6 separate regions of the Mus musculus genome follow, and regions 1, 2, 3, 5 and 6 are each linked to region 4. The links are chromatin loops, found by intact Hi-C in ENCODE. Cell type or tissue: gastrocnemius. All regions are shown on one strand.

Region 1 (4,000 bases), 190 kb after region 4:
CTATTTACATATCCTTCTTCCATCTTTACCCACGTGATTCTTGCCGGAGCAAACGAACACCTGCAACTTCCCACACTCTGCCCGAGTAGTAGGGGAGCCGAGAGAGGCTGACCAATGTCAAAAGGTGCTAAGCTCTACAATGTCCTTCTCTTCAGGCCACTCACTTCTCTCTGGAAATACACAGGAGTAGTAAGGACCATCTAGCTCCAATACATCAGGCTCTAAGAAGGGTTAGGACTTTTGCAATCTACTAACTCTTGAAAAATTGGTAAGAAAGAAATGAGAGCTCTTAAAATCTCTACCTTGGGTTTTGTTTTGGGTTTGGTTTATTCGAGATAGGGTTTAGCTATGTAACCCTGGCTGGCCCACCTGCCTCTGCTTCCCAAGTGCTGCAATTAAAGGTGTGTGCCACCTATCATGCAGAGGAAGGCTCTTCTCATTCTTAAAGATTTAAAATACATATCTGTAACTGTTGTGCATGCCTATGTGTATACACAGCATGGGCACAAGCACAGAGGGGCTGGAGATATCAGAGACCCCTGGAGCTAAGGTTACAGGCAGTTGTGCGCTGCCCACCATGCGTGCTGGGAACCAAACTTAGATCCTCTGCAAGAGCAATCTCTGCTCTTAACCACTGTGTGGTCTCCCCAGACAGCTCCTTCTAAAAGGTCCCTCTCTAAACTTAAGACTGGAAACATGAAAGGGTTTCCTACATCTCAGTACCAACTCCAGACCAACGGAGGAGAAATTTGACCCTGCCTAACAAAGTTCTACACCATCAAACCATGTACAGAGGTACTTCTCATCTAGAAATCTCCATTTCTATGGCAGTAGCCATTTCCAAGGCATTCTGGGAGTGTCTGAAAACAAGCAGTAATCTTCCAGATAAGATCCGAAGACAAACCAAGGCAAGTAAGTTCTGTATTTGCCCAGTATGGATACTGAATCCAGACAGGCATATATTTATTCAAACAAATAGGTCTAGAAACACAATGTGTCTAGTGACAAGCTAACAAAATGATAGCCATCCAATGTCAAAGGTGCTTACATCCTGTAGTGCAACCAATTATATCCAAACACCTTTCTCTCTAAGGTTCTAACATATCAACACTCAGTCTTTAAAGTCTTTAAAAGCCTAAGAAAGGAAAATAAAAATGAATCAAGTTTCCCAAGGATTAGTCTCCAGATAAATAAATCTAACATTACTTACGAGCCTCCAATGATATAGTTGAATCCAAGGATAACCCAAGGTAAGTAACAGGCCTAGGAAAGAGGACACAGATGTGAACAGCCGAGTCTGAAAACACATGGCACCTGGGGAACTGAAAATGGGGAGAAAGTAGTGACCAGGGCTTTACAGAAATCACTAGGTCACTACAAAATTTCTCAAATCTAAGGCCGGCCCTACTGCACTTACATCTTCCTATCTAAAACTAAACTTATTTGTCCTACTAAGTTAATATTCACAAGGAAACTAACAAGTATCTTATGGATGACAGTAAAAACACCCCAAACAGAACCACTGGAAGACTTCAAAAGCGATTGTTATAAGTAATTAACTTGAATTTTTATCTAACATTGTGTGTGAATGTCCTGAACTAACAGTCTCCCAACAAGATATTAGGGTTCCAGATCTGACACCCTAGACCAAACTTAAGCTGAGTGAACTTCAATGGAACTTCAGAAACTAGTAAAAGGGAGCTTAAAAATAGTTATGAGTCTAACTGGGGTAAGTAGTAGCCCGCAGACTAGACAAGTCTAACTCCAGCCAGGAGCTCAAGCAACATTCAGTTCTATAATTACAGGTCGTCGTTACAGGTAGAAAACAGCAAACTCCAGGAACATAGGGGGTGCTATTCTAGGTACAGTATGTGGCACCTAATAGGAAGTGCAGGAGTGACAAAAAGATTAGAAATCGCGGGTTTCTGCATGTTGTCTCTCTTGTAATCCCTCTTGTGTGCTCGACCCCTCTCTCTCTCCACACACACACACACACACACACACACACACACACACACACACACACACACACACACACACACACACGATCACTGAGGGGCATATCCCTGAAGAGGCTTAGAGGGTTTGGAAGTAACAACAGCAAGGGATGCTGGGATGCTAGGAGCAGGACTGAGGAGGGGGAGGCAGACGCCTGCCTGTGGTACACTACTCTGCAGCGACCCCTTCTGGAAGTGTCAGAAGGTACACATCTGAGCTCAGGCAAGATTACCACAGACTAAGTTCCACTGAGCTATATATTCCTCAGAGGTAAACTACCTTAAATCGCGTTCCGAACCAGAACGACACGATCAGGTCTCTGTTCAGCTGGGCCCAGACGTAGAGCACTGACATGATCAGAGGGATCATCAGCAGCTGCAAAGGAAGTCAGGACAGGAAGCTCAGCGCCACAGGCACGAAACAAGGCTTAATGTGACTGCCTGCCTATCCTGCCCACCTCCCAAACTGCACAGGAAACCCTAATGTCACAATCACAAACTAACCGCATTATTTATCATACAATGAATGCCATAAAAATCTATGATCAATACATGAACTCAGAAACATCAGTTCAAGCTGTTATTTGAAGGAAAAAAATATTTTCCTTAACTATCTAATCTATTTTCAATGAATACATAACCCCACACACACCCAGGAAATACTGCATAACCATTACTCTGAGCATTCAAGCATAAGCCAGAAATGAACAAGGAAGCCAATGGTTAGATATGCCTACAAGAGCCTCAAAGGCTTAGCTAACAGTATAATCAGTTCTCATTCTATGCATTCAATGTAATCCCAACTTCTGAAACATACAGAAGGGCAAATAGTTGAAAGTCTTACCTGCATATCCATTGCTAAGCCAGTAATCTTGGTTTGTAAAGTCAAGGATCATATGCAGAAAGTATTCTATAGATACCAAGGCTGAGCTGCTCATTTCTCTCCAGTGAACGTCACTACACTGTTCCAAAGGAAAACACTTTCTAACTATCAGATTACTCAAGATATAGGAACACACAAAAGTTCTGATCACTGCAGAAATATCCACTCGCCAGTACAGTCAGTAGAGCAGGAGACATGGAAATGAACAGCCTCACCATGACCTGCTCACCTGGTATCTTCTTCTACACCCTACTACTATTTTACTATTTAGCATTCAACTACAGGATAGACAGATCTGTGCATTTGAAACAAATGCTTACACTCAGGGACAGCTTTTTTTTTTTTTTTTTTTTTTCTCCATTCTCTTAAAGGAGAGGGAGTATTCCAGGCCTTTATGTTTCTGGCTCTTGATCAACTTTAAACAGTCGTCAGGTCCAACTGTTTGCTTATCAATAGTGCCTCACACAGAGATAGACCATGCCCAGAGGGGGGTGCTTTATGGACTAGATTGTTATTTAGGACCAAAAGATGGACAGCAACGAAGTCATGAAATGATGCTGGCTGTAAATTAATTTCTGGAAAGAACCAGAAAGCTGTCTTGTGGCTGGCATGGAATATCTGTGCTTCAGTCAACAAACTGTCATCCCAGGGAACACAGAGAACTGGGCTCAAGGAGACAGCAATAAAATTCCACTGAATATGGATAAAAATCCCAGAGACTCCAGTGAGAGAAGGCATCTCCAAAACATGGGATTTACCCTGGCTTCAAAGACAGAACCTGATATTCTCATTATTAACTATAGTTTTTAAAAGGTATCAAAACTGATTTAAATCGTTTTTAGAATACTATTTCCCAAAACCTTAAAAGGGAAGTAGGGAGTTCATTATGGCCTGAGCAGCCCTGAAGGATACAACGATGCAGATCCAGTTAAAGAGAAGCATGAATAAATAGTCTGCTGGCCTCCCGTCAAAAGCTCCTGGAAACAAACACAAGGCAAACATCAGGCTTTAGAACTGGGGAACAAAGTAGCCTCTACAGAGAAAAATACTTTAAAAATAATACTGAAGACATTTAACATCACTTCTTTAAAACAAAAAGTGTGACCTTTGGGACATAGGA
Region 2 (4,000 bases), 130 kb after region 4:
TGATTCTGCTTTATGAGAATAATCAAAATATCCAAGAAAGGGTTGGGGGGAAGGGGCAGGGAGGAGCAAAGAGGAACCACCATGATGTTAACATGCACTCCAAATATTTAAAAAATAAATTAATAGTAAGCCCCAGAAGCTAGACCAGATGTGGACTGGGCACCTAGGAACAAGCTGTAGTAAATGTAAAATGTAGTATGTGGTGAAGGTGTTTCGTACACCCTACATAACACAGGCTGCTGAGATAACCCACAATTGCTCAAGGAAAAGTGGTTGTACTTAACTTGAGTGTGTTATACTTAACTCAAGATAAATTCAGTACTGGTGACTCAAATGTAAAACAAAAACCATTCAGTTGGCAGGAGTTGGTAGCAGGACACCTATAACGCCAGCATTTAGCAAGCTGGGGCTGGAAGCCTGCTGGGAGTTTGAGGTAGGCCTGAGCTGTACATAGCAAGTAGCCATGGCTTAATAGCAAGGCCCTATCCTACAAAACAAAAGCAAACAAACAAACAAAATTAAGCAAAAGGCTCTGAAGAAACCGTAGATTCCTTATTAGCAATTAGTCAATATGATTTAAGTGAATGGTCAGCATGTAAAAAGAGGAAGCATGGATTAACACATCATCTAAAAACAAACAAACAAGCAACAGGATTTCCAAATATTAAACCATAATGAAAGAAGCCACAAAAGGAAAAAAATGATTAATTTGTTATCTAAAACTTAAGATTTCTATATGTTAGACTTATAAAAATACCCTCATAACAGCTGAAAGGCAGACTTAAATTTTGCAGCAGGGGTGTAACTTGTACAAATTAGTCATAAAGCCACTGAGCACCATAGTAAGGGAGTGACATTAAAAAACAAGGCCGTTCACAGAGAGAGAGAAAGAGAGAGAGAGAGAGAGAGAGAGAGAGAGAGAGAGAGAGAGAGAGAATAAATGGCCAGGAAGCCTTTGAAAACAATGCAGCTTTTGCAGCAGTCAAACCCATGGGAGTAGGTGAGGGGGGTGGCTCGTCGGTGGGTAAAGCCCTTGCTGCATTCAGATCCCCAGAGCCCACATAAGGCCACACATAGTAGTACCTGTCTATGATCTCAGTACTCCCACGGTAATGTAGAAGACAGAGACAGGAGAATCCTCAGAAATTCTCCGTGAGCTAGCCTGTCACACAGACCAGTGCGCAGAAAAAAGACCTTGTCTCAAGCAAGTAGAAGCCAAGGGCTAACTTCCTGAGTTTGTCCTCTGATTACTGTACACATGCAATAGCAGTTACACACCTACACACACACACACACACACAGGTGGGGGGTTGTTTTGTGTTTTTAAAGTATAGGGGCTAGCAAGATGGCTCAGCAATTAAGAGCACGAGGGGCTATCCTACAGGAGCAGAGTTTGGTTCTCAGCACCCACATTAGGTGGCTCACAACTGCCTGCAGCTCCAGGAGATCCGACGGCCTCTTCTGACTCCTGCAGGGATCCACACACAAGCACGCACATAGGAGTAAAATAAACCTTTTTGTTGTTGTTGTTGTTGTTGTTCTAAATCACAGATTCGTCTTGAAACAATTTTCCGTATCTCATTGTCAAGGCCCTTTGGTGGTAGTGCTTCATGGAAGCTGAGCTGGGGAGTCAGAGCCTCTCAGGCATGGCCAGAGGAAAAGGCCATCTGAGGCAAAAATGCAGTCACGTGAGTCAGGAGAACTGTTTCCAGGCCTGTGTCCAAAGGCAGTTTATGACAGCCCAAACTGAGCCAACCATGAGAGCACAGGCCCGAGATCCCAGCACTCAGGAGACTACAGCAAGAGAAGCCAGACTTCACGGCCATCCTAGGCTGTGCTGGGGAGGGCAAGGCCACCCTGGACTCACAAACATACAAAACAGTGTCACGTCCCTATAGTGCAATACTATGCTGCCCCTTTAAGTGAAAATGGGGTACGATTTGAGAGAAAGAAGGAAAGGACTGAGCTTGGATTTGTGGTTTATATTATCCTTTACACAGGCCCTACATTTTCTATACTTGTGTTTTTATGATATGAAGCAACGTGTCTGCATCTATTTTCATTTTTACTGGGTTTTGTTTGGGTTTTTGTTTGTTTGTTTGTTTTTTGTTTTTTTTTTTTTGTTTTTTTTTTGTTTTTTGTTTTTTTTTTTTTTTTTTGATGGTTGTGTTTTGGGACCGAATCTCACTATTTAACTCAGGCTAGCCTTGAAATGACACCCACGATCTTAGTGCCTCAGCCATCTGAGTATGTGCCTCACAGGCAGGTGTCTCCACACCAGGCTCTCTTACAGCGTTGTAATGCCATGGAAACCCATCTGCAGGCCCCAGTTAGGTGTCTTGCCTCTGATGTTGCACAGATAAAAAAGCAACTTGCAACACCTTGCTTATTCTGCACAGCCCACTCTGCACTTCTGAAGAGCCTAGGCTCTTTATTCTCTCCCGTAACTTTGTGTCTCTGAGCATGGAGACCCCAAGCTTGTTTGCTTGCCTGGTTCCACTTTCTTCCCAGAGAAAAGAAGAGAACATTGCCTTTCAAGTTTCTAACCCACTGCCAGCCTGCCATGGGGGTTTACATGTGTGCTTGATTTAGTGCCAGTTGGGGTGGGTCATGGGAACAAAAAGCTGGTTTCTTTTGCATAGCGAAGAGTCGCTGAGTCTGGCTCTGTTCTTGTCCCACAGATAGGAAGCTGCCTGGTTCGCTCAGAGATTGCTACAGTTACAATTGTCTGTGCTGAAATCCTTCTGAAACACTCACCCGGAAGACGTCAGCAACCAAGGGAAGCCAAAGGCATTTGAGAGGGAGTAGAGCCAAAAGCTGAGAATCTCACTGTCCTGCACCCACCCACCCACTCCAGAAAGAAGCTGTTGCTCAGAGGCAGACGGCATGGCAAGCAAACGGAAATCTACAACTCCCTGCATGGTTCGGACATCACAGGTACTGGAACAAGATATGCTGGAGGAGGCAGACAGGGCCAAAGACAAAGGAGCGGGCATGCCACAGTCCGATGTGACAAAGGACAGCTGGGCAGCGGAACCTGAACATTCGTCCAAAGAAACCGAAGTGGTTGAGGTGAAATCTATGGGGGAGAACCTGTCCAAAAAACTACAGGGCGGTTATGAGTGCAAATACTGCCCTTATTCCACGCAAAATCTGAATGAGTTCACAGAACACGTGGACATGCAACATCCTAACGTGATTCTCAACCCCCTCTACGTATGTGCCGAATGTAACTTCACAACCAAAAAGTACGACTCCTTGTCTGACCACAACTCCAAGTTCCATCCGGGGGAGACCAACTTCAAGCTGAAATTAATCAAGCGCAATAATCAGACGGTTCTAGAACAGTCCATCGAAGCCACCAACCACGTCGTGCCCATCACTGCCAGTGGTCCTGGAAGTAGTGATAACGACCCTGGGGTCTCGGTAGGAAAAACCCCCATGACAAAGACAGGAAAGCTGAAGGCAGATGCCAAGAAAGTGCCCAAGAAGCCTGATGAGGCTGCCCCAGAAAACCACATGGAAGGGACCGCCCGCCTGGTGACAGACACAGCTGAGATCCTCGCCAGACTTGGTAGCGTGGAGCTCCTTCAAGATTCACTGGGACATGTCATGCCTTCCGTACAGCTGCCACCAAATATCAACCTTGTCCCCAAGGTCCCCGTCCCGCTGAATACTACCAAATACAACTCTGCCCTGGACACAAATGCTACCATGATCAACTCCTTCAACAAGTTCCCTTACCCCACCCAGGCTGAGCTCTCCTGGCTGACGGCGGCCTCCAAACACCCAGAGGAGCACATCCGAATCTGGTTTGCCACCCAGCGTTTAAAGCACGGTATCAGCTGGTCCCCAGAGGAGGTGGAGGAGGCCCGGAAGAAGATGTTTAACGGCACGATTCAGTCAGTACCCCCGACTATCACTGTGCTTCCTGCTCAGCTGACTCCCACAAAAGTGTCACAGCCCATCCTCCAGACAGCCCTACCATGCCAGATCCTTG
Region 3 (4,000 bases), 280 kb after region 4:
TGAACTTCCCTGCCCCCAGCTGCCAAGAGCTGTGAGGACAGGCACACACTACCATACCCAACACATTACCGTCAGCTCTGGAGAAGAGTTAAATTATATGTATAGCCAGAATTGGTGTTAAAGACTGGTTTTAAAAACTCCCCCCTCAGAGTACCTAAGCTGACAAGCCTCAGGTTCGCTGTGTGTTGGTGGCCATTCACAGCACTCTTACTAAAAGCAGCCCACGATCTTTCAGATTCTCCAATCACAGTCAAGTTATTTTTCAACTTAAAAATAAAATAAATTTGTGGTTTCTTCTCAATAAATTTTATTTGTATATGTATTTATATACTTATAAACCCAGGTTCTCGTAAAATTTCTCAGGCCAAAAAGGGAGGGGTCATGGGTGGAAAAAAAATCTTAGGAATCCTTAGTGTGGATAAAGGTCTTCAAAGCTTAGGAAGCCAGGAACAGAAACCAAGATTTATGACATGACCCCACACACACCTCCCAAGTCCAGGCTTGGAGTCCAAAAACCAGACTCCAGTAAGACATCGCAAAGGCGAAATGTCTGCAAAGCTGAGGATGTCCATTGTGGCTCTGATGGCAGACAATAAGAAATGCCACGCCTACGACTGCAGTCTGTGGTAGCAGGGACCCAACGGGCTTTTCAATTCCCAGGTCAGCGGTGGACAGCAAGGTTCAGTCAGGCAATCAGTTAGGGCTCCTTGGTTATTGTTTTGTCTCTAAGGAAGGAGACAGGCAGACTACTAAAATGGTGGCGCATGCCTTTAATCCTAACACTCGGGAGGTAGAGGCAGGAGGATCTCTGTGAGTTGGAGACCAACCTGGTCTACAGAGAGAGTTCCAGGACAGCCAGGGCTACACAGAGAAATCATGTCTCAAAAATCAAAACAACAAAACGGTGTACGTAAGAGGAAAGACTCCAGACCCAATGGCCCAGAGTCCAACTTGAGCCACACAGTTGACCTGAAGCCCCGGTTCCATTTACGGTCATCCCTATATTTCAGACCCCAAACCTCATGGTTGAAGGGAAGGCAGGGTCCCCTTAAGGAAGGACCTTGTGGTAGAGCCACGTGTTCGCTTGCTAAGTGTTCTCTAAGCCTCCTCCAAGGAAACTATGGAATGATGTGTACGAAGGAAAAGAAAAGCCAGGCGCGATGGGAATTAATAGAGGACCAACTGACGTTACTGCGTACTACCACCCAGAGTGGGGGCTGGTGGTGATCCAGAGAGTTTTCAGGGAAGTTTGGATCCCAGGGAGTGAAGAGGGCCATCTGTGCCTGTCTTCCGAGCCCCCGAATCAGCCACTGAAGTAAACACACCCCAGAAAATGACTGACCCTCCACTGCCCCAAGACGCTCTGAAGAAGGGCTGTAACCCGGGAGGGTAGCTGCTGGGAAGGTGGAGGATGAGCGATAGCCAACAAGCCCCACGGGACTTGCTATCTGACCTGTGGTCGCACGGCTGCTGCCTGCAGGAGTGGCCAGGACCCCTAGAGACCTCGAGCGCCTGGGCGGGTCCCCACCTCCTCCCTCCCGGCTTCACGCCCCTCGCACCACACTGTTTCCTGAACCAAGCAGAAACGGACCGCCTCCCTCCCCGGGGCAGTCCGCGACCCCATCGATCACCAGATTGTTTTCAAGGTCCAGGTCCGCTTAGAACACGGCAGCCATTCCACACCTCGCCAACGCAAGACATTCCAGGAGAAAGAGTAAAATTTCCTTCTGGCAAGAAATTAGACCCGGAGCGGCCAAAAGTATTGTGCCCCGTGTGAGGATCGAACTCACGACCTTCAGATTATGAGACTGACGCGCTACCTACTGCGCTAACGAGGCACCTATGTGCTGCTTCCGGCCAGAATCCCAAGACTCTGCTGGAGAGCCCAGCGCGCATGCTCAGAGGCTTGAGTTTAGTTAACGTTTCCAGAACTTGAATTTCTGGCCCTTCTGAAACCAGCCGACCAGCGCAGCACTCGCCTAGTCTTTATTCTCCTGTGTCCATCAACAGACACAATGGCTTGCTCGCTAAAGTCGTCCTGGAGAGGGAGAGCATGGAAGAGAGAGAGACTGTTGTGAGCTTGTTTTAGTATAGAGTTTACACGCGCATAATGGTATGACACATTTATTGGTCACCTACTGTGTTCCTGGCCTCGTTCCGGATGCTGGGTTCTCACGGTCACTCCTAACCCGGCATAACTGAGCCAAAGGAGCCTCCGGTAGTAGAAGGATCCTCCGGTAATAATTTACGAGCATTCACACTTTCTGCCACGACTTCTCCTCGTCGCAAGGCTTCCTCCGGACGTCCCCAGGAGCTCAAGGAGGCACAGGTCCGGAAGGCTACACGCAGCTGGGACTCTCCAGTTGAGCTGCATTGCTCAAGAAGCAAACACGCCGCTCAGTAAAGCTTCTGGCTCTTTTAAATGCGGATCTGTGGCCGTTTGGATGAGAACGGCCCCCGTAGGCTCATATAATTGAATCCTTGGTCCCCATTAGTGTACTGTTTAGGAAAAATTGGAAGGTGTGGACTTGTTAGAGGAGGGGTCCACACCAGGCCCAGTCTCTCAATCTCTGCCCCTATATTATAGATAAGATGTGAGCTCCCAGCTACCGCTCTTACTAAAGGCTGCCTGCTACCATGTTCCCAGGCAGGGTGGTCATAAACTAATCTGAAACTGGAAGCAGGCCCCCAGTTAAATGCTTTCCTTGATTCGCTGCCTTGCTTAAGGTGTCTTCTCACAGCAAGAGAACTGTAACTAAAACAGGGTCCCACTCACTATCAAAGACAGAAGGGAACCTTTGGGTGTGTGAACACATGCCCAGCTTCCTGGTTCCTGCAGCAAGTGCACTCCTCAGGGAGGCCCCAGAATGAACCTCTGGCTTTGTGTGCACAGAGTCCAAAATACAAGGTGGATGGTGCCCCGCATCCCACGGGACTACAGGCTTGGCTGGAAGTGAGTGTGTCATTTCTCAGACCCATAGCTGACCAAGTGTTCCAAGCTGTACCTTCTGGAACTGCAGGAACAGGCCTTTCCCACTGCCACCTGTGCACAGGCCGCCTCCACCTGACTGGCCTCTCTATGCTCAGGTGACTTTGCTACCTGGATTTCTTCCTTCAACTGTCAGGTCAAAGGTCACATCCTCTGAAACTTGCTAATTCTTTCCCCACTTAACTCCTTTCTGACTCCTTCTCCCAATGAAACAGCTTCTTTCTTGGCCACCGCCTCCAACATGTGGCTCTTTTATTCTCTGTCCTAAGCAACCTGAAGCAATCAGCACAAGGGATGCCCCGCAGTATAGATGAGTTTACAGGTTTCTACTACTGTGTGTTCTACACACAACACACAGAACTGGATTCTTGTCTGGTCCATACTGCATGTTTAAACGTATTGAGCCGTCATTTGATGTGTAAGAACTCCATCCTGCAGAGAAGCTCCTTAAGCTCAGGAAGTAAGCAATTCAGTGGCCCCAGGAAATTCCTGAAACTGACAAGACTCGCCTCATCCCTCCCTCTCCCCAGCATATAGAAGCAGGAAGGAAGTGATGCAGAGAAAGACACTCTCAGACCAGTTGAGCTGCCTGGAAGGGACACTCTCCAACCTGTTGATCTGGCTGCAGGCCAGTGTGCTCCAGGTTCCCAGCTAGTGACATAGTTCCTTTAACAAAGCCACACCTATTCTAACAAGGCCACACCCACTCCAACAAGACCACACCTCCCTATGGGCCAAGCATTCAAACACATGAGTCTTTGGGGGACATTTCTATTCAAGCCACCACACTAGCCGCTTGGGTTTTAGTTAACTCCGGGTGTAGTTAACAATCAAGAATAGCCATCACACCTAGTAATGCGTGTGCCTCTTCCTTGATCTTTATAACTGCCTGGAGTGTCTATGAGAAAGGAGGACCGAGTGCACACGGAGGGAACACCTAGAAGGGTGCAGGGGGAAGACAGCCATCTATCCACAGCCAATAAGGGGACCCAGGGAGGACCAAGTCCTGCA
Region 4 (4,000 bases):
CACTTGCCTGTGCAAGTTACTACAGCTCTCTGTGCCTCTTCATCTGTGCAGTGAGGATGGGGCACACACCATCAACAAAGCTTATAAATAACATGAGGTCCAGAGACTCTGGAATCCGCACACACACACACACACACACACACACACACACTCACACACACTCAAGAGCCTTTCATGAAATCCTCAAAGTCAAATTTATTTTCATGAAGCTGGAATTTTGCTTGCCCTTTTGACTCTTTTTCTCTCACTGGTGTCAGCAGACTGCATGACATGTTGGGACATTGCTTTGCAGTGCCTGATGGGAAGCATGTCTGACAATTGTTTTGTATTTCTCTCTCTCTCTCTCTCTCTCTCTCTCTCTCTCTCTCTCTCTCTCTCTCTCTCTCCCCCTCCCTCCCTCCCTCCCTCCCTCCCTTCCTTCCTTCCTTCCTTCCTTGCTTCCTTCCGTCCTTCCTTTTTTGGAGGAAAAATAAGCAGACCTGGAAAAAAAATGTGTTAAGAGAAATGAGCCAGAGTCAGAAAGACAAATGTGAATGTTTTCTCATATACAGAATCTAGATTTTTTTAAGAACATGAAAGTAGAAGGTGGAGCTGGCAAGATGGCTCAGTAGATGAAGACACTTGCCACCAGTTATATGAGAGTCATGGCACACAGACTCTGAGCACACAGACATTAGATAGATAGATAGATAGATAGATAGATAGATAGATAGATAGATAGATAGATAGACGGATGGATAGATAGATAGACAGACAGATAGGGTCTGGGAAGGGAACCAGCAGGTGATGAAGATTGTGGCGAGGGATAAATATGATCAAAATAGTGTGTGTGTGTGTGTATGTGTGTGTGTGTGTGTGTGTGTGTGTGCGCGCACACACACACACATGGGGGGGAGCGCAGGCACACATGTGTGCATGCGCACAGGTACTCAAGGAGGCCAAACCGGGGGAACAGATCTCCTATAATAGTTACAGGCATAGTTTCCTGCAGTCTGTGAACTGTCCAGTGTGAGTGCTAAGAACTAAATCCCATCCTCTGTGTGCTCTTAACCTCTAAGAGCCTCCTTTTACTGTTTTTGCTTCGGCACTGAGAATCCAATGCCTATTAAATTTTGGACCATTTAAAGACGTTACAGCACAGAAGCCCTCACCCCTCCCATCTCTGGGAGATGTGCACCCTGAAGGTACAGATCCTTCTGGGGTCACTGGCTTCCCTCACCCTGGCTTTCCCCATGCTATCTATATACAACCTGTTACTCAGCTGGAAGCAGGTGGCAAGGAAAGTCTCTCTTATAGAGACTCTTCCTAAGTGATTGCTCATCAAGAGGAAGTGGAGCCTCAAAATAGGAATTGCTTCTTTAAGGTTTCGGCAATTTCCATGGAAACAGCATGCTGAGTATACCTAATTTTAAAGGGCTGGGGGTGTTGGTGGAATGACCTGGAAGGGCATGCATAACAAGATAAATGGCGAGAAGTGTTGAGCTGGTGACAAGTTTATTGTTTGTCTGTTTGTCCTTTCACTATTCTGGCACACCCTTAAGTAGGGTGTCTTAGTTACTATTGGTGTTGAGATGGTAAAACGCTATGACCAAAAGCAATCGAGAGGTTAAAGGGTCTATTAGGCTTATAGGTTAAAGTCCATCATCAAGGGAAGGGAAGGCAGGATCTAAAGACACGCCCTGGAAGCAGAAACTGAAGCACAAGGCATAAGGGCTAGCTTGCTCAGCTTGCTTTCTTATACCACCTGACCCGGAGTAGACTGCTCCTGCTCACACATCAACCAAGAAAATGCCCCATAGATATGCACCACAGGCCAATTTTGTGTAGGGAATTCTTCAATTGAGGTTGCCTCTTCCCAGGTGACCCTAGATTGTGTAGAGTTGACAAAAAAAATCACCAAACTCAGTTAAAGATCCCCAAATACTGGTGTTGGATAAAAGTTGACAAGACTCTCAGATCATAGGTATCAGATGAGTCTGAGAAAGTCAGGGCACGATCCGGATTATAGTCACCAACAAAGATCTGAATGGAATCCTCCTAAGAACCCCGTCGGATTTTGTCTCTCGTAAGAAAGGAAGCACTAAAGCCAGTCCACAGTCAGAATCCGGTTTTCTGGGCTTTTAAACCTATCTAGGAAGAAAAAGACAGACGGACAAAGACGAGTGGGGGGCAGGGAGAAGAGAGAGGCAACCCCTCCACCCTCAGTTAGCAATAACCCAACTAAAGCTGGAAGGCAAGTAAGAAATTTAGCATGCGCGCTGATTTAATCTTAAATAGAAAAAAAAAAAACCTAATACGAAAGAAAAATGCCAGCAGAGGCTCCCTAGAGCCGTGACCATCCATCAGCCCCCAAAACCAGTCTTCCTCTAGACTAAGTCATCGCCATTGGCCACCCCGCAGTACACAGCCACCTGTTGCTGTCCTGGCGCCCCGAGCGGAGTCGCAAGCGGCCGCTAGAGTTCGTTCTAATTCCCCGGAGCAGAGCTGGCTGGGAAGCCGGAATGCGATGCGCCTGCTAATCCGCAGGATGGGAGGCAATTCCGCAGTCTTCAAGTCCCAAGCCCTCTGTTTTCTCCAGTAACTCCTAGTGTCAAATCTGGGTCCCAGAGTTAGCCTCCACCCCCTACGGTGGGCTCCAAGAGCGCTCACACCCAACAAATTCCCAAACGCCCCCAGAATCTGCGAAGGGGGAAAGGGTCTCTGAGAGCAAGAATGCACAACGCTGACAGGTTGCTAGGTCCGTCATCTTCCCTCGGATGCTCCCTTAGAGAATTTTAACCTTGCGTGATCGCCGGAGCACAGCAGCCGGGTCTCTAGTTCACGGTTCCCAGGGCTGCAAAGGGCAGACACCACACACACACACACACACACACACACACACACACACACACACACGCACGCACGCAGATGGAGGGCTCGTTTGGAGACCCCTCTCGCCGGGAACGCGGCTGTCCCAGCTCCGAAAATGACCCGTCTCGCTTCTGGGGGACTCCAGTGTGCGCGCTGCAGGCGTGTGCATTTTCCCGAAGCTGAGAATCGCTGTGAATTCGGGCCACACAAGTTTGAGTCAGCTCCCCGGGTGTCTTTGTTTGTTTATGGGTTTGGAGGGAAAAAGTTTGAAGATCTTTAACCAGACTGAGCTCAGGCGCAAGCGGAAATCCCCAGCAAAAGTGATCTAACTTCAAGTGGTTATGTAAGTGGGGCGCCTTCTTCCCCGCCCTATTCCCAAGCCCTCTCATTACTATTCCGGGAGTAAAACGCATCTCGATTTAAAAAAAAAAAAAAAAGAAAGAAAAAAGTTTTAAAGTATGTTGTTATTTTCTTTTGCCAGAAGGCGGGCGAAACTCAAGCAGAGCCCAGGGCGCGTGACGACCCCACCCGCGTTCTGCCCCCACGCACTGCAGAAGGACCTGGAGTCTGGGGTGTTGCTGGCGCCGGGCAAGCCCTAGCGCCCTGCGGTCTCACGGTCCGCCACTCCACGTGGTGAGGATCAACAGTTTGTTGAGCTCATCAGTGACACCTTGAACTTTTCATAAAGAAAATGGGTATTGCACCGAGAGGGTTTGGCCGCGGCAGCGCGCCGGGTCGTGCTCAATAGTCAATGATCTCGCTTGCGCCTCCCCCACCTCTTCCCGCAAAAATTCCAATGAGTCCGTTACTGGACTCAGACTTTTAAGCACTCCCCCCCCCCCAACACCCGGGATGACCACTCATCTGAGCCTTTAGGGGCAGCCTCCCCCCACCAGCAACTCCCTCCTAAAAATGACATTTTGCCGAAGTCTGCGGGGGGGCCTGAATTTCACTTTGTAACTTTCTGCGGAACCCGAGCCCGGGTGGCAGCTCCGGTGGTGGTATCGTATGCAAATACGCATGCTGACGTTACAGATCATGTGGGTTTTGGCGTAGATTCCCCACTGATCGAGGCATTTTCCCCCTTTTTTTCTTTTTTCTTTTCTTTTTTTTTTCTTTTTCTTTTCTTTTTTTTTTTCTTTTAAAAAAT
Region 5 (4,000 bases), 330 kb after region 4:
TGGGGGCTGCACCCGTTGTCAAGGGCTGGAGTCATCTCTCCATGAAAGTCTAAGTAAGCAACAACACAAGGTGAGGCTCACCTTATTCCTTCCACTACAAAGAGTAATTCTGTCCTGGGTAATTCCTTGAGTAAGAAAATGGCCCTTTGTACATGCAGAAGATGTTAGGGACTGTGGTCTATGTGGCTAAAGGAGACAGAGATCTGGGTTGTCCCTGGCTCCTGCGTCTTTTGAGCAAATGCTTGTTCCAGACATCTTTCAGGATGTCTGCATAGCAAGAACAGGAGTCCAAGAGGCAGGCACACACATCATTCCAGCAGCCTGGGCTTCCTAAACCCTGTAGGGCAAGTTGGCATGTGTAAGCTACAGGAGGCAGTGTTGCACATTCCGTGGGACAGGATGCATCCGTGTGTGCCCACATGTACAGCCAGCCTCCTTAGGACCTGGAAACAAAAGCAGCCAGCGCGGATACTCTCAGGCTCATCTGGCTTGCTGGTCCTGTAGGGTAGGAATCCGGTCTCTGACTCAGGAGTGTCCCATCTTCTGCCAGCATCCAGGAAGCCTGCAAGTAGGCTAACACCTGTTTGCAGTTCCTGACTCAGCCTATGTACTCTTAACATGCCAGCATTCTTTGGTCATTCCTAACGGATACACTTGAGCAATTGCTTCTTGCAACATAGTAACTGTTTTCAATGGACCCAAACAATTTTAAAAAGTCTTTTGCTAAGGCTTGAATAGAAGATATCCTCCCTGTTGACTATCTAAGACTGTTGAAGTCCTGGTGCCCGGCTGGTGGGTACTACACGGAGAGAGTGGGAATGTTAGGTGATGGTCTAGCTGGAAGCAGGTCACTTCGGGCATGTCCTTGAGGGCGGCATTGTTTCAGACCCTTCTCTGTCTCCCTCTGCTTCCTGGCCACGGAGACTGAGCCTTGCTCTTTGAAACCATCAGTCTCCATCAACCCTTAAAGCTGCTATGTCAGCAGCAGCAACAGCAAAACCTAGCACAGCCTCTGCATTTACATTCCCAACAGGTGCCTGCGAACTTGGCAGAGGCCTACAAAGACAGCACTGAGGGCGTCAAGGACACAAAACAAACAAACAAACAACAAAGCTGAGAGCAGCTGAAATTACCTGGGAGAGAGTTTTGTATAAACAATATAAAGAATCCTCTTTATTTGAGCTTTCCATGATTGCACAGATCTAAGTAAACAAGGATATTCAGGTTCGGGATTGGTTTCCTAAGCGATGATCTCAACCTCCACGTGGAACTGATTTCCCAAGGGACAGAAATGGTCTTTGATCTTTCTGAACCACTTGTCTTCAAACTCTTTGGAGGACGCAACCACCATGGCAGTCAGGGCTCCGGGGCCCACACACTTCACCTCCGAATGAAGCTCCTCTTTTATCTTTTCTGGGACAATGTCTTCCCCCATAGCCTGTATCAGCACGAGGAGAGGAAAAAACAAAGCATTATCCCAGTCACAGAGGCAGAAAACAGAGATCATTTACCAGCTGAACGGCCTTTCACACTGAAGCCCTGAGGGAGGCGCTGCACCACAGGAGGGGCCCTGGTCCCAGTGTCAGGGATGCCACCCGCCTTGTTTCCGTTCTCATTCTCCGAGAATCCTGAGTCCTAAGATGGCAGCTGTTCCGCCTGGGCTCCGGGGAGCACTGAATCAACCTTTCTGTGCCAAAGACTGTTCTGAGTCTGACAGTGTAGCTGTGGGCTCCTCCCTCCAGGTGAGAGGCTGGGGCTGAAAGGTAGGGGCAGAGCTCAGACAGGTATGATGTGAGACACGAATCCATATTGCCCAGGTTCCCCCAAGGAAGTTGAAGACAGTGAAGATCCAAGCAACAGGTTGCTATGTCAACCTCTTTCAGACCTGAAAAAAACACCAACCCTACACAGCCAAGGGTCTCTCAGGGCCATAGCACATCCCCCTAGAGGCACAATACTGCCCCCTCCTGGTCATAGTTGCAACTGCAGTCACACAGACTCAATCCCAGGATCGATGAGACAATTCAAACTTAAGTTCCAAGAAGCCTTTCTGTAAGCTCAGTAAGTGGTCCTTTGGTAATGAGTAGCAGCAGCGAGGAGAAGGAGGTCCTAACAAGCTTTCAAAGCGTGAGAACTTACACATCAGCCAGCAAGAATGCTGGACAAGGCACTCAAGACACTAATTTATGGCTCCTCCTACATCTAATGTGGCCATGAAAACTACAAGTACAACCAAAGAATGGCTCTTCACAGACTACAGGCTTAGTGTGTGTGCACACATGTGTGGTGTGTGCTTGTGTGTGGCATATGCACCCTTGCTTGTGTATACCAAATCCAAAGGAGGAATTCTTGAGTCACCCTCTGCCTGATTTCCTTGAGATGGTTTCTTGCTGAGCCTTAAACTGGCTGTTCAGTTAGGCTGGCCAGCCAGCAAGCGCACAGGACCCACCTTCTCTGTCCCAGTGCTAGGGTTCCAGGTATCTGCAACCATGCCTGGCTTCTATGTGGAGGCTGGGGATTAGAACTCAGGTCCTGGGGCTTGTGCTTGCAGCTAAGAGCTTTTCCCACCGAGCCACCTCCACAGCCCCACATCACACAGTCACCAAGATGCTGCGCTTCTTATTAAACCTTACTAATTCATCAGCTCTGGGGGCTTCACTGCTGCACTCAGTGTCTCTAAAGTCGTGACCTGATATGTCACATGTCAACAGCGTGACGTCTTCTTTCAGCAGCATCATAATGACATGACTCACAAAGGCTGGCTTCTCGGGTTTTTACTTATTTAGAGGCATCTATGTCATTCTGGCTGGCTTCAAACTCACTATGTAGACCAGGTTGGTCTTGAACTCACAGAGATCCACCTGCCTCTGCCTATCACGTGCTGATAGTAAAGGTATATGAAAGCAAGCCTAGTCTAAAACACTAGAAGTCATTATCTTAAAGGCAGTTCCTTGGGAAGCTGAGCTTCCACTCTGAGGCCGGCCAGGGCAAAACAGTGAGAAGCGGTGGCCGAGGGATTGTCAGACAGTAAAACACCCGCCTTATGTGCCTGAGGACTGCTTTTGATCCTGGGAACCCGTGAAAAAGCATGCATGGAGGTAAGCCCCTGCAATCCCTGTGAAAACAGATGGGAGGCAGAGACAGGTGGGTCCCTGGAAGCTCCTGAGCAGGGCCTACACAGCAAACGCAAAGTCAACGGGGGACCTGGCCTCTCCCTCACCTCCACACACGTGCATTTACCCACACATTGAAAGGGGGTGTTGGGGATCCCTGAACATGGGACACATGTAAAGTATCACGGGAGGAGAACACCACGGTCCATACACTGGATTAGCAATGGAGCTCACTGACACGGCACACATCTGATTTTAGCATGCACAAACCTAAGATTAAATATTGAATTGCAATGTTGAATATTGAATTGAATTGCAATCTACAGCTCTAACTTCTCTGGAGGCCACAGAGGTCATTGTACTGGGAGCAGAAGAGCTGAAGCACACAGTCTCCCACTGCTATCCTCAGCCGTGATCTTCACAGAAAGCCAGCGACAGAAAGGGCTGGCAGAGGCTTAAAAATGGCATCTGCACCTCTCTGTAGACATCAAGGTGACAGGGTGGATGGAGCGAGAGGACACTTCTCATGGCTGGCCTATGCTGCCTCTGGCCCTAACCTCAGGCAGCTGCATCCTCTCTAGGCCTCCTCCAGCCCTACCTGTCTTCCCCATCACTGCTGTTAGGAGAGGAGGAGGGAAGCTACATAAAGTCCTGCTCAACTGCGGACACTCACCCATTAGTGTCAAGTCCAGCACCATGGCTAGCTCGGTGGAATACTGATTGCCTAGCATGTACAGGTCCTGGGCTCAAATCTCCAGCGAAAGACTTATTACCCAGTGAATTCCACATTGAAACAATGTGGAAATATGGTGGGCATGTTACTTAGGATGCTCATGTGGGCAGGCATGAGAATCAGAAAGCAGGGATACAGCAAGTGAATGACGGAG
Region 6 (4,000 bases), 200 kb after region 4:
CATGTCGCAAGAAAAAGGGAAGGGAAGGGAACAGTGAAGGAGGAACACTCTGATGGACAGCAATCAGAGAAGGCCTACAAGGGAAAATGGCATTTGGGCAGAGACCTGAAAGACACACATGAAAGTGAATGAGCCATGACTACCTTTTTCAGGGAGAGAAATAACATGTGCAAAGGTCCTGGGGTCAACTTAGGTACTGCAACAGCAAGCCCTGGCACGGACTTTACCCATCCCAGTTCACAGATATGGGAGGAGTCTCAGGAGACTGACAGGACATGATTTCTGTTCTCACACGATTGCCCCGGCTGCTCAGCAAGAACAGAAAGAGCAAAGCCGGCATGCTAACAGCTTTCGATGGAGAAAGGCCTGGATTCCGAATAGACAGCTGAGGCAGAATCAGCTGTCTAAGCTGACAGATTCTGGGGTGGGGAAAAGAAGTCAAGAGGCCATACAAGATGTGCATCTCGATGGCAGAGCACTCAGCTAGCACGTGCTATGCTCTGGGTTTGAGTCCCAGCACTAAACAGGAAACCCAAAAAAAGAACTCAGGGATGTCTCTATGACTGCTAAACCCCCCTAGCAAACACAGTTGCTATTTGCAAAGATGAAAGGGAGATTTGATTATATGTCTACTGGTCACCAGGTGGTGATTTCCACCACTACAATAAAGATACTCACATATCCGACAGTCTCCCATTCATGTGTTTATGCCCCTTGTATGATAAAGATCTAAGTCCAAGGGATGGACTACAGAGGATCCTATAACGGACTCCAAGAGCATATCCCAACATCTGGGTGAGGAAAATGAGAAATCAGCAAAGGAGACGAGAAAATAACATCCAGTGGAAAGTAGAAAGAGAAGGCTAAGGAATGTGTGGAAATCCAGATCTAATATAATCTGAGCGTCCCCTGATTAAATTTTTATATCACAGAATCAATAAAAATAACCTCTAGGAAACTAACATTCTTTGGCTTAGAATGATAATCTTGACTAATATCCTTAATGCTTAAGAAAATTAGTATCTCCCGTTTCCTGAGTAGTTTATTCATTCACTGGTAACATTTAACGGCTATATGCCAGGTGATCGGATAGGGCCCGTAGGAAATACAGATAAATTAATTCTTATTAATATCTGCCTTTACACCACTGCTTTAGGGAGGAGAGAGAAACTGTAAACACGCTAACAACCCACGCAGAATTATGTCAAGTAGACACCACTGATTAAGATGGCATCGCCACCCACGACATAGATAGAAGGAGGGAGGAAGACATTCAGGTAGGTGGGCCCAATTTGCCAACAGAATGGCAACTTACCTCTCACTTCAGAGTGCGGAAGGCGGGAAGTACAATCTTGCCAGACAGGTATTGTGAGTCACGTCCTAGCAGGCCAGTCCGCGACTCTAAATTATCTAAGCCTTAACACTCGACCCCAGGACCTCCCGGGACCCAAAGGACCCCAGCCTTAAACCCCTGGAGGCGGACGCACTACAGATCCCACCAGCCCCAGCGCGCCCCGCAGCCCGGCGAACCCGTTCCGTAGCCGCGGGGACACCTGGGGGCTGTAGTCTCCACCGCCCTACGCCAGCTACTACCTGGAAGCGATAGAGGAAGGCTTCGGGCCAGAGGAAGAAGTAGGCCGGGCTGATGATGCCGAGCTTGCCGATCAAGGGGACAGCAACGGTGGCAGCAAACCAGTAGCGCGTGATGGCCGGGATGCTCCTGAACCAGTCCCCGATGTCCGACATGGTCGCCCGTCAGGTGACCGGCTGCGCAGCGCCGCGCGTCCTCCCGTGCCCACCCCGCGCTCCGCGGCCGGCTTGGCCAGGGAAAGTGGAGGCGCAGCCGCTGTGCAGGAGGCGGAGACCGACGGACGTGGCGCCACCGAATTCGGACAAGCTAGGCAGCGATCACAAGAGAAACTTCCCCTTCCGGTGGCCGCGGTCCACGTGACCAGAAGTGTCCCGGCGGCTTAAAGGGCCAGTGCCGTTTTTGCAGCTCAGTACCGGGACTCGACGTCCTGGGGTGGGGCCAAGCAGGAGAGGCGGGGCGACGACGGCAAGGCTAGTAGGAAACAGTGGTTACCCAGAGCAACGGCCAGTCTTGCAAACCAATGGGGAAGCTACATGCCCTAGTTCTCCCCGGAGTTGTAATCGGAGTAGTGCCTCTTGAAGAGTATTTATTTAAAGGGAAAGGAAGAGATAGCGCATATAGTTCCTCATTTAGTCACAGCTTCAGGCAAATTTTTAGACACTGGGGATGCAGCTGCGGCTGTGAGCACGGTAGCGGTACCTGAACTTTGCAGTCTCAGGGTAGACAGAAAAGCAAATGAGTTATGAAGAAGAATTTCAGAGGATACGGGAAAAGATTAGGATGATGGGGGGGCTAGAGTGGCAGCGGAGGACTGGGAAATCTTGAGACGCATTTGAGACCGCATTTATAATTGGACATGATCTGGTTCATTGGGGGGCTTTAAATTAGAAATGAAGATGGTTGTTTTAAACAAATGGTGGAAAGATACCGATTTCACTAGAACTTTTATTCAGTTGCTGGTTTTTGTTGTTGTTGTTTTGGTTTGGTTTTGTTTTTTTGAAAATATGGTTTAGGATCAGTAAAACTTTCCGTAAAGAACATAGGTGTAAACTGACCTGTAGTAAACTAAGTATCTGAACTTACTGCAATCAAAGAGATTGCTCACCAAAGAACCCTGGACCCATTTCTCTAAACAAAATCCAAAATCATCATTATTGGATGGTGGAGGGAGAGGAACTGTCGGCCAAACTGGAAGAGGCAGTGCGTTGTAAACACAGAGCTGAGGTGTAACATAATTACCATCAGGTCTGGACAATAAGAAAAGAAACAGACTCGGTGTTCTCAGATCGGGAAAAAAAAATTCCTCAAACTTAAAAAATGTGAAATTTGGGCTCTGGAAAAAAAAATTATTTAACGTTGTAAAGGAATTGAAAATCTTAGGTCCAAGTGGCCCACGTGACTCACATCCTCCAGGCAAAGACGAGGTCCATGTGCATTTCCACATACTTTCCAGTGCTCCATTATTTCAAACACTCTAGAAACACTGGCGTTTATACTGTGACAAACCACTTCTTAGCAGTACCTAATGTTGTGAAAGTCACTTCATCTCTCTTTGGGGTCCTTGCCTTTAGAAGGACCTGGTAACTGGACGGTAGAGATGGCTCACATGGGAATGCACCTCAAAATGAGACATCCACATAAAAGCCTAGGAAGGAGTCCAAGGTAGATGTGGGGGAACAGGCAACCCCACACTCAGAAAGCTTGAGAGCAAGAGTTTCAGGACATCCCAAACTGCATAGCAAGATTCTGTCAAAAAAGCAGAAGGAAAGAAGAAGAAGAAGAAGAAGAAGAAGAAGAAGAAGAAGAAGAAGAAGAGGAGGAGGAGGAGGAGGAGGAGGAGGAGGAGGAGGCTGGGGAGATGGCTCAGCAGTTAAGAGCACTTTCTGCGCTGCAGAGGACCTGGGTTCTCTTCCTAGCACCCACATGGTGGTTCACAGTCACCCATAACTCTGGTTCCAAGGGATCTGACCTTACCTCAGTTCTGTAGGCACCAGGTACATGCATACACCATGTGCATGCATGCATGCAGGCAAGACACTCATATACATAGAAATCATTTTTACACCTTTTTTGAGATGAGGCTTTTCTGTGTAGTCTTTACTATTCTGGAACTTGTTCTGTAGATCAGACTGGCCACAAACTCACAAAAGGTCTGCCTACCTCTGCCTCCCAAGGGCTGAGATTAAAGGCAGTGCGCCATCATACCTGGCTTGATTTAAAAATAAATAAATAAAAATAAAAGCCCATTTCCTATTATTTCTATTTAAAAAAAAAACCCTGAAATTAGAAAAAAATTGGAGAGATGCCAACAGTCAAAGTCACAAGGCTGGCTAGAGCTGAAGCTCCATATTGTAGGCTCCCTAATGCTGACAGGCGGGGCCTAGTGACTCAAGCTGAGAGCCTGTCCCA

What was found. Hi-C counts contacts between places; a loop is a spot of excess contacts. Peaks named below come from ENCODE experiments on the same cell type or tissue, not always from the same donor. Only the 100,000 strongest peaks of a DNase experiment are listed, where the experiment ranks them.
Region 1: a loop joins it to region 4, with 4 times the contacts of the local background. A loop is called at or near these places in 22 of 42 quality-filtered maps.
Region 2: it touches region 4 in a loop (2.1-fold over the local background); 7 of 42 quality-filtered maps call a loop at or near these places.
Region 3: it touches region 4 in a loop (2.8-fold over the local background); 8 of 42 quality-filtered maps call a loop at or near these places.
Region 5: it touches region 4 in a loop (4-fold over the local background); 13 of 42 quality-filtered maps call a loop at or near these places.
Region 6: it touches region 4 in a loop (2.8-fold over the local background); 8 of 42 quality-filtered maps call a loop at or near these places.

Annotation. Positions count from the first base shown.
Region 1 is chr15:57,876,208-57,880,207 of GRCm38, forward strand. Derl1 (Der1-like domain family, member 1) reads right to left here. Exons shown (of 8, transcript NM_024207.4): 3 at 3,793-3,857; 4 at 2,842-2,868; 5 at 2,278-2,373; 6 at 1,211-1,263. Among named protein-coding and RNA genes, the nearest start is that of Derl1, 14 kb to the right of the region's middle. In gastrocnemius, a CTCF peak has its summit at 2,189 (motif pointing left); a DNase peak (open chromatin) is centred at 2,174; H3K27ac peaks cover 405 bases.
Region 2 is chr15:57,818,351-57,822,350 of GRCm38, forward strand. It overlaps Zhx2 (zinc fingers and homeoboxes 2), which reads left to right. Exons shown (of 4, transcript NM_199449.2): 3 at 2,682-4,000. The coding sequence starts at 2,887. Among named protein-coding and RNA genes, the nearest start is that of Derl1, 72 kb to the right of the region's middle. In gastrocnemius, no CTCF peak of the experiment used is centred here; DNase peaks (open chromatin) are centred at 1,725, 2,642 and 2,885; H3K27ac peaks cover 3,230 bases.
Region 3 is chr15:57,974,218-57,978,217 of GRCm38, forward strand. n-TMcat16 (a tRNA gene) reads right to left here and starts at 1,838; the gene lies at 1,766-1,838. It overlaps LOC115488500 (a long non-coding RNA gene), which reads right to left and starts at 3,129. Exons shown (of 3, transcript XR_003951568.1): 1 at 3,006-3,129; 2 at 2,140-2,499; 3 at 1-2,038. In gastrocnemius, no CTCF peak of the experiment used is centred here; DNase peaks (open chromatin) are centred at 1,566, 1,846, 2,121, 2,880 and 1 more place; H3K4me3 peaks cover 2,338 bases; H3K27ac peaks cover 2,304 bases.
Region 4 is chr15:57,690,777-57,694,776 of GRCm38, forward strand. Zhx2 (zinc fingers and homeoboxes 2) reads left to right here and starts at 3,891. Exons shown (of 4, transcript NM_199449.2): 1 at 3,891-4,000. In gastrocnemius, a CTCF peak has its summit at 2,450; DNase peaks (open chromatin) are centred at 2,456, 3,159, 3,600 and 3,769; H3K4me3 peaks cover 2,315 bases; H3K27ac peaks cover 2,205 bases.
Region 5 is chr15:58,021,126-58,025,125 of GRCm38, forward strand. 9130401M01Rik (RIKEN cDNA 9130401M01 gene) reads right to left here. Exons shown (of 6, transcript NM_029418.4): 6 at 1,145-1,438. The coding sequence ends at 1,241. Among named protein-coding and RNA genes, the nearest start is that of 9130401M01Rik, 11 kb to the right of the region's middle. In gastrocnemius, a CTCF peak has its summit at 1,965 (motif pointing left); DNase peaks (open chromatin) are centred at 1,676 and 1,954.
Region 6 is chr15:57,890,550-57,894,549 of GRCm38, forward strand. It overlaps Derl1 (Der1-like domain family, member 1), which reads right to left and starts at 1,869. Exons shown (of 8, transcript NM_024207.4): 1 at 1,594-1,869. The coding sequence starts at 1,746. In gastrocnemius, a CTCF peak has its summit at 1,667; DNase peaks (open chromatin) are centred at 1,579 and 1,974; H3K4me3 peaks cover 3,057 bases; H3K27ac peaks cover 3,314 bases.